2 separate regions of the Homo sapiens genome follow, and region 2 is linked to region 1. The links are chromatin contacts, found by Hi-C or POLR2A ChIA-PET in ENCODE. All regions are on one chromosome and are shown on one strand. Each heading gives the region's core, a stretch centred on a gene start or an enhancer-like site at or near the end of the contact. The rest is flanking DNA. Distances are from core to core; before and after follow the strand shown. Region 1 holds the start of HTR1D (5-hydroxytryptamine receptor 1D). Region 2 has its middle 8.4 kb from the start of LINC01355.

Region 1 (5,925 bases), core at 547-3,046:
ATGTGGAGACAGAAGGACACAGAAGGACACAGAATAGAAAGTCTAGATGAGCTGCTGAGTTTTGGGTGTGCCAGATGTCCAACAGCTGTGTGGGCTGCGAATAAACCAATGCCGGCAGGTGCTGCTGGCCTCTCCCTACACCCAGTGAAGGAGACTTCAAGACAAAGAATGTTACCAGGGACAGAGGGTCATTTCGTAATGATAAAAGGGTCAATTCATCAAGAAGAAATAACAGGGTTGGCCACAGTGGCTTACACCTGTAATCTCAGCACTTTGGGAGGCCAAGGCGGGAGGATCACTTGAGCCCAGGAGTTTGAAACCAGCCTGAACAACATAGCAAGACCCCGTCTCTAAAAAACAAACAAACAAACAAAAACAAAAAACAAACAAACATAACATAACAATCTTAATGCCCCTAACTAATAACAGGCTTCAAAACACATGAAGAACAAGCAGATAAAGACCCAGTAAGGAGCTGAGCGCAGTGGCTCATGCCTGTAATCCCAGCACTATGGGAGGCCGAGGCGGGCGGATCACGAGGTCAGAAGATGCAGACCATCCTGGCTAATACGGTGAAACCCCGTCTCTATTAAAAATACAAAAAATTAGCCGGGCAGGTGGCACGCTTCTGTAGTCCCAGCTACTCAGGAGGCTGAGGCAGGAGAATCGCTTGAACCCGGGAGGCGGAGGTGGCAGTGAGCCGAGATCGCGCCACTGCGCTCCAGCCTGGGCGACAGAGCAAGACTCCGTCTCCAAACCAACCAACCAACCAACCAACCAACCAACCAAAAAACCGGTAAGGACACAGAAGGCAAGGCCAGTTCCTCATGAGCTGCGAGAAACCTGGACACAAGCCATGGCCGGTGTTCGTGCCTCTTCACTGTCTTCAGTGGAAGCCTCTTGCTGGTCCTGTCTTTGTGCTCAAGTCTTCTCTCTCCCCTGGTTCTCTGCAACCAGGCTGGTTCATCTCAGCATCCCAAACACCTGCTGGGGGCTGGGGGCTGGCACTCGGAATCTGTCCTTTGAAGGATGCTGGGAGCTGTCCCTCCCCTACCTCTCTGACCGCCCCCCCCCCCCGCCCCCTTCCATTCATCCAGCTTGGACACCATCCGGCTCAGGGTCTTTCCCAAGACCCACTCCTTCACCTCCTAACTTTGCTCAAATGCTACTTTTGCAGGGAGGTGCCCCTGAGCCCTCACTTCCACTCCCTACCTTCTTTCTCTGCTTTCTTATCCTCCCTACCCTTTACCTCTATAAATATTTTATGCATTTTGCGTATTAAATGTGTTGTCTCCCCGCAACAGAACGGAAGCTCCCTTAGGTCTACCTCTGTTTTGTTCACTGCTGTATCCCCAGTGCCTAGAACATGCCTGACACAGTAGATCAATCAATATTTGTTAGACGAAGAAAACAAAAATCCAACTAGGAATGAACACCGGGGACCCGGACGGATAGGGGAGGCTGGACTTTCACCAAGTGTCTCTGGGCATGGCCCACCTCCCTGCAGACCCCTACCCCAGAGCCAGCCCACCTGCCCTCCTACAGGTGGGGGCCGGAGAGCGCTGGCCCGGGGCCTTTTCCACCTCCCTTCCGCTGCGCGTACCCACCCCGGGTGCTGGGCGGGGGCTGCTACGAGTCGCAGGCCGGGGCTCGGAGCTCCGGACCATCCCGAGCGGGGAGGCCGGGGGCCAAGCCTTCCTCCGGGCGGGCGGGGGGCCGAGTAGGGAGGGAGCCCGGCGAGGGAGGAGCTGGAGGAGGGAGCAAGGAGGAGCGGCGGGCGCGGGAAGGGGAGCGCGGAGAAGGAGCCGCAGGGCTCTGGGAGAGGCGGAGGCAGGTGCGGGATCGCGAGGGCGCGAGCCGGAAAGGGCCCCGGGGCGGCGGGGCGGGCGGCCCCCGAGTTCGGCGGGGGTCGCGGCGGAGACAAGGCGGCCGCGACGGGGAGACGCCGCGCGAGGAAGTGGATCGGGCGGGTACGCCGGGTGTGCGCACCTGCCCGCCGGGCAGCGGGTAAGCTCTCGGGGCCGCGTCTGCAGCCTGGCCCCAGCGGCCGTCCGCGGGGAACTGAGGCCGGGAGCGGCGCCCCTCCTGGGGCCTCGGGGGCCCGGGGCGTCCCGCCTCTCTGTGCCCTCGGACGGGCGCGCGCCAGGGAGAGGGTCCCGGAGGACCTGCCCGGCCGGAGGGAGGCCACCGGGGGTGGCCGTCCAGAGCCCCGGGAGAAAAGGGAGGACTGAGGCAGCGCCCAGGGAGGCTGCGGGATCCCACGCGCGCGTTGGGGGTGCCCAGCGCCCAGGCGAGAACTGGAGGGGCAGGAAGCACCCCCGGGCCGGGGACCGCGACGCCCCCCGAGGGGCCCCGGGCGCCAAGGGAAGCCGGGCGCTGCCCCCTGCTGGCCAGGTTCGGGCGCGGCGCCGCGGAGGGGCCTCCCCTCTCTGGAGAGAGTTGAAGGGGGTCCGGTGTGGAGCCCCGGCTGGCTCCGGGCTGGGGCTGACCGGCTCTGTGACCTTGGGCAGGTCACTGCATCTCTCCAAGCCTCAGTTTGCACGTCTGTCAAATAGAGGGGCATTCTCTCACTTTGCAGGGTCCCTGGAAATAAGTGAGATCCCCGCTAGATGCTTTTTTTAGAAACTGTAAAGTTCTGTATAAATCCTAGCTAATCACATAATGCCGGAACTGGAAGGGCACTGAGAAATCTGCTTTATTACAAATGGGGAGAGTGGGGAATCCGTCTTGCCCAAGGTCACACTACCAGTAGAAGAATCTAAGACTAAAGTCCCCAGGTCTGGGAAAGTTCGGGATTAAGAGCAGGGCTCTCAGTCAGGGTCCCGGTTGCATTAGCAAACTGGCCTTGGCCACCTACTAGCTGTGTGATCTCAGGAAAGCCCTTACCTTCTTTGAGGTGTGGTTTCCTCCCATATGAAGTGGGGACAACAATTCTCACCCCACAGGCTTACTGTACAAATCTAATGGGATTGTCACTCAGCACAGCCCCTGGCTCCAAACCAGAGCTCAGCCACTAGTGGCCATCATTTCTCTGAGTAGCAGCAGCAGCAACCCCTCCACTCTTCCTTGCAACCAGCTTCCAGTGTTTTCCAGTTGAGCCCGTGGTGTGGGTCTGCGCTGTCCTCTGGATCACACAGCCACTGGCTGGGGTCTCAGCCCTCCTCACAAGGACATTTGGGGACACTTTATCAGCAGCAAGTGAGGCCATTGGGGTAGCCAGCCTTTTTCAGTCTTTAGTCCTGCTCCACTGGTGGGGAGAAGTAGGCAGCCTTTGTCATTGAGACATCCAGGAAGCTGGGACCTAGAGGGTGGCTAGGAGGGAGGGACCAGGCCAGCTGGACTTGACTGGCAGGGGCTAGGGCCTCTACCCCTACAACAACCTCTACAAGCACTTCAGGGCCCTGCTGTCAGACCAAGGCTTTGATCTCATGAACAAGTAAGTCCCAGTGCAGCCCGTGGGTGGGGGATGGAGATCATGTCTCTGCAGCCACAGAAGCCCTGAGCCCTAGTGCTGGCTTCCCAGTCCCAGGCCTGCCTGCTGGCTCACCGCCTTCCAGAACCTAGTACAGGGCCAGAAAAACAGAGATGCTTCCTTAGAGTTTGTCAGTTACCTGATGGATCAATAATGAGGGCGGGACCACTGGCTCATCCCTTCTCTCCTAGGCCACGGATGGATGACTATTCTTTTTGGTGAGAGTAATGTGAATGTGAGCAGAAATACAGATTCTCAGAGTATGGAGTTCCCAGACCTGAGAGGTCTCTTTCATTGCACAGATGTTTCCCGTCTAAGGCCCACAGAGGGGCAGGGGTCAGCCATGTCTTCCAGGAAGCTGAATTCAGCAGACACCACTCAGTCTTTTTGCTTATTTGTTTTTGTTTTTGAGACAGGGTGGTGCTCTGTCACCCAGGCTGGAGTGTAGTGGTGTGATCATGGCTCACTGCAACCTCAACTTCCTGAGTTCAAGTGATCCTCCTGCCTCAGCCTCCCCAGTAGCTGGGACTACAGGCATGCGACTCCATGCCTGGCTAATTTTTGCATTTTTTGTAGAGACAGGGTGTCGCCATGTTGCCCAGGCTGGCCTCGAACTCTTGGGCTCAAAGAATCCACCCTCCTTGGCCTCCCAAAATGCTGGGACTACAGGTATGAGCCATGGAGCCTGGCCTGCTCAGTCTTTCACTGCTCTCAGCAGCAGTTGACACTGCTGACTGTTTCTTCTCCCCAAAACACTCTCTTCTCTGGGCCCCTGTGACTTGACACTGTTACGTTGTTCCCTCATCTTTTTGCGGCTTCATTCTCCTTTCTACAGCCCTTAGATGCTCTGCTCCCCCAGGCCCTCTGCTCCTCTCCTAGTAGACACTCTCTCTGGGTGATCTCACCCACCCCATTGGCTTTAGTTATCACCTCTATGCACATGACTCATACATGTATGCCTCTAGCCCAGATCGCTCCTCAGGCTGTTGACCCACCTATTTATTTTCAGCCAGGCACTGTTCTAGGCTCTGGGGATATAGGGATGAGCTAGACAGGAGGTGTATGTTAGCAGGGCATGGGGCAGGTGGAGGGTGTGTGGGGAAAGATACGCAATAAACAAACAGGCAGAAAATATCAGATCAGGTTAAGTGCTAAAATTAGCATAAACCAGGGTGATGTGGTGGAGGAGGGGAGCTGCTTTATGTTGGCTGGTCAAGGTGTTGCCAAAGGGGTGATATTTAAGACGGGCAGCTGGTAGGAGATGAGGTCAGAGAGACGGCCGGGGTGGCAGCAGATCACGTAGGGCCTTGTAAGCCATGGGAGTTTTGAATTTTATTCAGAGTGAAGTGGGAGCTGTTGGAGAAATGTATTTATTTATGAATGAATGAATGAATGAATGATGACAGAGTCTGGCTTTGTCACCCAGGCTAGAGTGCAGCAGTGCACTCTGGGCTCACTGCAACTTCCACCTTTTGGGCTCAAGACATCCTTCCACCTCAGCCTCCAGAGTAGCTGGGACTACAGGCACGCACCATCATGCCCAGCTAATTTTTGTATTTTTTGTAGAGATGGGGTTTCGCCATGTTGCCCTGGCTGGTCTTGAACTCCTGAGCTCAAGTGATCCTCCTACCTCAGCCTCCCGAAGTGTTGGAATTACAGGCGTGAGCCATTGCACCCAGCCAAAAACTTTAAATGGAGAAGAGGAAATACTGATCTTTCTCCAGGGCCTACTTGAGCCTTACAAGAGAAGTTATTTCCTATTATTTGCCAGTCTACTGTGCTCTGAACACTGGAGTGGGAAGAAAATAGGTAAATCTTCAAGGAACTTCCAGCAGTAGGCAATGAGAGACACAAACAAACCTGGAGTCGGGAGAGGGCTTAAAGGAGAGAGATTTTGCACTCAGTTGTCCAGGGAAGACTTCCTGGAGGAGGTAGCTTTTGAAAAGGACCTCAGAAAGCAGAGAGAGGGGCTGGGTAGCGTGGCTCACACCTGTATCCCACCACTTTGGGAAGCCCAGGTGGGCAAACTGCTGGAGCCCAGGAGTTTGAGATTAGCCTGTGCAACATGATGAGACCCCATCTCTAAAAAACAAACAAAAAAAATTTAGAAAGCAGACAGGAGTACAACAGATATGTATGAAAGGGAATGGGAAAGATTGCTCTTCTAGGCAGATGGAACAGCCTGAACTAAGACATGAATGCCCCAAACATGTTTAGTGAAGACAAGGGAGAGAATACAGAATGTGTAGGGGAGTGAAAGGTCTGGCCTATTAAGAGAAAGACCCTAGACTTTGCCATTGATATGTGAGCCTCTGCTTCCTTATTGTTTTTGTTTTGTTTTGTTTTTAGACGGAGTCTGTCTCTGTCGCCCAGGCTGGAGTGCAATGGTGCGATTTCAGCTCACTGCAACCTCTGTCTCACAGGCTCAAGCGATTCTCCTGCCTCAGCCTCCC
Region 2 (5,898 bases), core at 1,030-3,529, 60 kb before region 1:
TATGTACAAGATTTTGTGTGAAAGTATGTTTTCATTTCTGTTGGGAATATACCTAGGAGTGGAATTATTGGGTCATATGGTAACTAACATTTTAAAGAACCGGGAAACTATTTTCTAAGGTGGCTGGACCATTTGAGAGTGCATTCCTGACAAGCATCCAGGTGATACTGAATAGCAGGCTCTAGATTACATTTTGACATCTATCAAGAAAACAGGAACATGAACTTTAACTGAGTTCAGCTGCCAAAATCTGGCCAGCAGCAAAGAAGGTGGGGTGGTTTTGGTTTTCATAGGGCCTTGGTACCTCCGATTTTCTACCATTAGTCTTAATGTACCTGGGCTTATTGTTCTAGCCTTCGAACTCTTCATGTAAATTGATATATCTGCTATCTAAAAAAGAAAGAATATTCATTTTTAGTTGAAAGAGGCATTTCTAAGATGAGAATGGCCATACTGTCAGTGTGGTAACACTGTTTTTGATAGTGTCCTGAAAGCATGTTGATCCTTTCTAGGTGCCATCAGAGAAGGAAGGGTATGCTGGTGGAGCATGCACACAAATGATTTAATACATTGTAGTGCATGTTGGGATAGAGCAAAGGAGGGCAGATTCAAGGAAGACTTCCAGGAGACGAGTCCTGAACTCAATCTCTTAATTCATTCAACTAAGATTTAATGTAGGAGATCTAGATTCTGTGGGGGTTCAGATGAGGTAGGGATTACTTCTGTTTTATATGAGGTAGGATGACAATGGGGGTAGGTGGTAGTAGAAATTAGAATATTTCTTTGGGATGATACTTGAAGTAAGCCAGGATTTTAGATACAGAGGTATATGAGAAGGGTGTGTTCTAAGATGATAAAGCAGAAGGAACTAAAATACAGAAGTCAAATGGCACGACGTATACCAGCTGTATTTACTGAAATATGCCTAGAGGTGCTGTGTTAAGCCTCAGGTACACAAAAACATAAAACATGACCCTGCCTTCATAATTAGAACTCAAGTGAGATGTTTGAAGTGTAATACAATGTGATTTGTATGAAAAATCACATTGTGTGTGTGGTAGGAGGTATAGATTAGTTTTTAAGAAGGCGTAATTTTCTTGACTGGTGGTTGGTTCTGTTTGGTTTGACTCATGGGTGCCTGAAATAAAAGGAGTAGGAAATACAGATGTAAAGGTAAGTTGGGCTGTTATTTACTGTTGTTTACTTTGGCAGAAATGGTCTAAAAAACTAAGCATGTGACGAGTAATGAGAGGGGAGCAGCAGGAGTCTGAGTTTGGGTTCCTTTTCTTCCATTAGTTCCTGTGTGACTCTCCCTTGTGATCATTGATCTTTACTGGAGGTACAGAGTACCTGGTCTGGTCCTCAGTTTTAAGAAAATGAATTACCTAGTATACTCCAAGGCCCAACTTCTGTACCCCATAGTTGGAAATTGTCAGCTTTCCTACAAAGATTGATTTATGAGCTGCTCTTTAAAGCAACTTCTTATAACATTTTCAACCTTTTGACTGTTCACAATTAAGAGTCCTTCAATCTTTTCCCATCCCAATAGATGAAATGGCAAGACAAAATTTCCATGAGTTATATTGGACAGGTTTCTATGCATTACCTGTTGTTGCATAACAAATTACCCCCCTAAAACTTAGCAGCTTAAAACAAACATTTATTATCCTCTACAATTACTCTGGGTGAAGAATCCAAGAGTCACTTAGCTGAGTGATTCTGACTCTTAAGAGGTTGCAGGCTGGGTGCGGTGGCTAACACCTGTAATCCCAGCACTTTGGGAGGCCAAGGTAGGAGAATCGCTTGAGCTCAGGAGTTCAAGACCAGCCTGGGCAACAATAGTGAGACCTCGTCTCTACAAAAAAATTTAAAAATTAGCCAGGCATGGTGGCACACACTTGTAGTCCCAGCTGCTCGGGAGGCTGAGGTGGGAGGACTGCTTGAGCCCAGCAGATCGACAGGTTGAGGCTTCAGTGAGCTGTGGTTGTGCCACTGCATTCCAGCCTGGGTGACAGAGGAAGACCATGTCTTTTTTTTTTTTTTTTTAAAAAGTAATCTGAAGGCTTGACTAGGGTTGCAGGATTTGCTTTCAAGGTGGCTCACGTGCATGACTACACCTCACTTCCTAGGCAAGTGGACTTCTGCATATACTGAATATTCTCATGTAGCTGGCTTCCCCCACAAAGTGAATAGGAAGACTCCATTTCCACAGTATCTCATTGACCACACAGGTCAACCCTCTTCAGTATGGGAGGAGACTACCCAGGGCTAGAATACCATGAAGTGAGAATCATCAGGGCCACCTTGGAGGCTGGCTGCCAAAACTTAGGATGAATTTGAGGCTACTTTCCTATTAAGTGTATAAAGCTGACCTTTGACATGCAAACTTAGTAATACCTATTTATGATTCCTGATACACTTTAATACTCTATAGTGATTTCTTCAGAAGCATTTTGACCTAAATGTAAATATATCATTCACTATGCATACATTTTTCTAAAAGGGAGTTTAATATCTACACCAGGATGAATTGTAGTATGTTTTAACATATGTAAGGTGCTCAGTACTTGCTCAACTAAAGCCAGGTGTGGTCATGCACACCAGTGGCACTTGGAAGCTGAGGCAGAAGGATTGCTTGAGCCTGGGAGCTTGAGGCTGTAGTGTGCAATGTTCATGCCTCTGAATAGCCATTGCCCTTCAGCCTGAGCAACATAGTGAGACTGTTTTTTTTTTTTTTTTGAGATGGAGTCTCGCTTTGTTGTCCAGGCTGGAGTGCAGTGGCGCGATCTTGGCTCACTGCAACCTCCGTCTCCCAGGTTCAAGCAATTCTCATGCCTCAGCCTCCTGAGTAGCTGGGACCACAGGCATGCACCACCACGACCAGCTAATTTTTGTATTTTTAGTAGAGACAGGGTTTCACCATGTTGGCCAGGCTGGTCTCAAACTCCTGACCTCAGGTGATCTGCCCACCTCGGCCTCCCAAAGTGCTGGATTACAGGCGTGAGCCACCGTACCCAGCCAATAATGCATTTTTTAAAAGATATTTTTGTTCCAATATTAATAAATAAAAATGTTTATGAACTTAAAAGAGAAGTAAGAGGTGAAATCAGAAAGGTAGTGAAATCAGGTCTGTAGGACCTTAAAACCTGCTGCGAGGATTTTTGAGACAAATGGGAAGGCAGTGGAGGATTTTGAGCTAAAATATTACTTTTTCACTTCACTGTAGCCACAGTGGCTTCCTTACTGCTCCTTGAAACTCTGGGCAACTTCTACCCCAGGGTCTCTGCACTGGCTGTTCCCTCTGCCTGGAGAGCCTTTAGGCAGAGTATCTGCACAGCTCACTCCCTCACCTCCAAGCCTATACTCAAAGGCCTTCTCCACAAGAAGGCCCTATTTGAGATTGCAGCCCAGCCCGACCTCCCTTGCCCTTGCACTTATCATCATCTGCTCTGCTGCTTCTCCAGCACTTATCATTTTTTATCCTACAGTATATAATTTACTTATTAATTACATTTATTGTTGTCTCTCTCTCTCTGCTAGATATAAACTCCACAAGTGCAGGGATCAACACCTAGAGTGTATCTGGTACATAGAAGTTTCCCACACACTTGCTAAAAGAATGACTTAAAGGAATAAGTTTTGGTTATATGGAAAATTAAATTTACTAACTTTTTCTCATCATGCATAAATGGTTATTGAAGATTTAGGATCTTGAAGAATTTCTTAATTATTTCAGAGAGCTACGGTTATGTTTCTTAGAGAGTGTTTACCAAACCAAGAAAGTAGACTCATAGTTTAGGAATATTTTTAGCACTGTGGGGTGAAATTAAAAGTTTCTGGTTGGCCGGGCACAGTGGCTCAAGCTTGTAATCCCAGCACTTTGGGAGGCTGAGGAGGGCGGATCACGAGGTCAGGAGATCCAGACCATCCTGGCTAACACGGTGAAACCCCGTCTCTACTAAAAATACAAAAAATTAGCCGGGCGTGGTGGCAGGTGCCTGTGGTCCCAGCTACTCGGGAGGCTGAGGCAGGAGAATGGCATGAACCCGGGAGGCAGAGCTTGCAGTGAGCAGAGATCGTGCCACTGCACTCCAGCCTGGGTGACAGAGCAAGACTCTGTCTAAAAAAAAAAAAAAGTTTCTGGTCAACCATTTTTGTTATAATTTATTTTTATATAATTTCAAACTTATGGAAAAGTTGCAAGAATGATACAAGGAACTTCCTATACCCTCTACCCAGATTCACCAATTGTCTACATTATTTATCATTTCCTCTGTGTGTGTGTGTGTGTGTGTGTGTGCATGTGCTTGTGTGTTCCTAAAACTTCTGAGTAAATTGGAAACATTGTGTACCTGTACCCATAAATATTTCAAGTGTGTCTTTTAAAAGTGAGGACGTTATCTTACAGTTGTCAATATCAGAAAATCGAACATTGATACAATAGAATTATCTAATCCATAGCCCCCCCACCTTTTTGTTTTTTGTTTTTTTTTGAGACAGTTTCACTCTTGTTGCCCAAGCTGGAGTGCAATGGCACAACCTCCCATAGCCCATTTTCTTTCCTGGTCTTGCTCTATTGCCCAGGCTGGAGTGCAGTGGGGTGATCATAGATCACTGCAGCCTCCACCTCTTGGGCTCAAACGATCCTCCCACCTCAGCCCCCCAAGTAGCTGGGACCTCAGGCACGCGCCTCCACGCCCAGCAAATTTTTAATTTTATGTAGAGATGCCATCTCACTTTGTTGCCCAGGCTGGTTTTGATCTCCTGGCCTCAAGCGATCTGCCCACCTTAGCCTCTGAAAGTGTTGGGATTACAGGTGTGAGCCACCACATCCAGCTCATTGCCCATTTTCAAATTTCATCCACTGTCCCAGTAATGTCATTTATAGCAATTTTTTCCCAATCTTGCATCGAAGTCAGGATCATACACTGCTCTTAGTCTCCTTTAATCTGAAATCATCTTTCAGCCTTTCTTTGTGTTTTTGTTTGTTTCTTTGTTTTGAGATGGAGTCTGGCTCTGTCCTCCAGGCTGGAGTGCAGAGGCCCCATCTCAGCTCACTGCAACCTCTGCCTCGAAGGTTCAAGCAATCCTGCCGCCTCAGTAGAGATGGGGTTTTGCTATGCTGCCCAGGCTGGTCTCGAACTCTTGGCCTCAAGTGATCTGTCCGACTCGGCCTTCCAAAGTGCTGGGATTCCAGGCGTGAGTCACCACACCCGGCCAATTAGTGAGGATATTCTTTGAGACTATGTTCCTCATTAAACTTGCACCTACTGGTTTTAACATCATTCCTTTTGTATTTATTAGCTGTCAATCTACTGTAAGGAAGAGCTTTCCCTTCTCCCCATTCACTTATGTCAGTATGGACTCATGGACTTGTATTTTATTCTGTGGTTTGTAATCCATTGCTATTGTTAATTATTTTGATGCCAATTGTCCTAGATTTCTGGTCATCCCTTTGCCTCAAAAACAAGTTTACATGAACCATATAGTCTCCAAGTTGGGTTTTCAAAGAGGTAATGGGTCCAAATTGAAAAGGTAGAATTTAGGTTACTGGAAGGTAGAAATAACTAGTAGGAAAATCACTTTGGGCAATTTTCAATAACAAAAACACCCTATATACTGAAATGTGTTAAAATAACAAGAAAAATAGCACAGCCACTCAGCAGTGAATTTCAGTGTAAGGAATGAGGATAGGCGTATCCTTATTAGAAAAAAGAAGGAAAAATGCTGCTTGAGCTGCTGAGTTGTTTCAGCCCTGGAGCTGAGGGCGGGGCAATGCATGAAGGTAGTGGGAGAAATGATGGCTAATCATAAAATCAAAATGTCAGCCTAAGATACCATTTTAAAATATTTCATTCCAGGCTGGGCGCGGTGGCTCAAGCCTGTAATCCCAGCACT

What was found. A loop is a pair of places that touch in the nucleus more often than their neighbours do. ChIA-PET counts read pairs that join two places held with the same protein, here RNA polymerase II (POLR2A). Pooled maps may share reads with other maps.
Region 2: a loop to region 1 is called in a map of heart right ventricle, with 4 times the contacts of the local background. The contact joins the enhancer-like site here to the promoter of HTR1D in region 1. A Hi-C loop is called at or near these places in 43 of 168 maps with a recorded cell type or tissue (Caco-2, Calu3, GM12878 and 24 more), 11 of 37 single-sample maps with no recorded cell type and 21 of 50 pooled maps. POLR2A ChIA-PET finds 5 or more read pairs at or near these places in 10 of 52 experiments (CD4-positive, alpha-beta T cell, CD8-positive, alpha-beta memory T cell, H1 and 6 more).

Annotation. Positions count from the first base shown.
Region 1 is chr1:23,213,373-23,219,297 of GRCh38, reverse strand. It overlaps HTR1D (5-hydroxytryptamine receptor 1D), which reads left to right and starts at 1,796. Exons shown (of 2, transcript NM_000864.5): 1 at 1,796-2,007.
Region 2 is chr1:23,274,177-23,280,074 of GRCh38, reverse strand. No RefSeq gene overlaps it. Among named protein-coding and RNA genes, the nearest start is that of LINC01355, 8.4 kb to the left of the region's middle. Within about 2 kb of position 2,279, at least 2 of the 41 ENCODE cell types and tissues checked have a DNase peak (open chromatin) inside an H3K27ac peak, as active enhancers do; they include PC-3 and PC-9, where a contact is called at or near this core.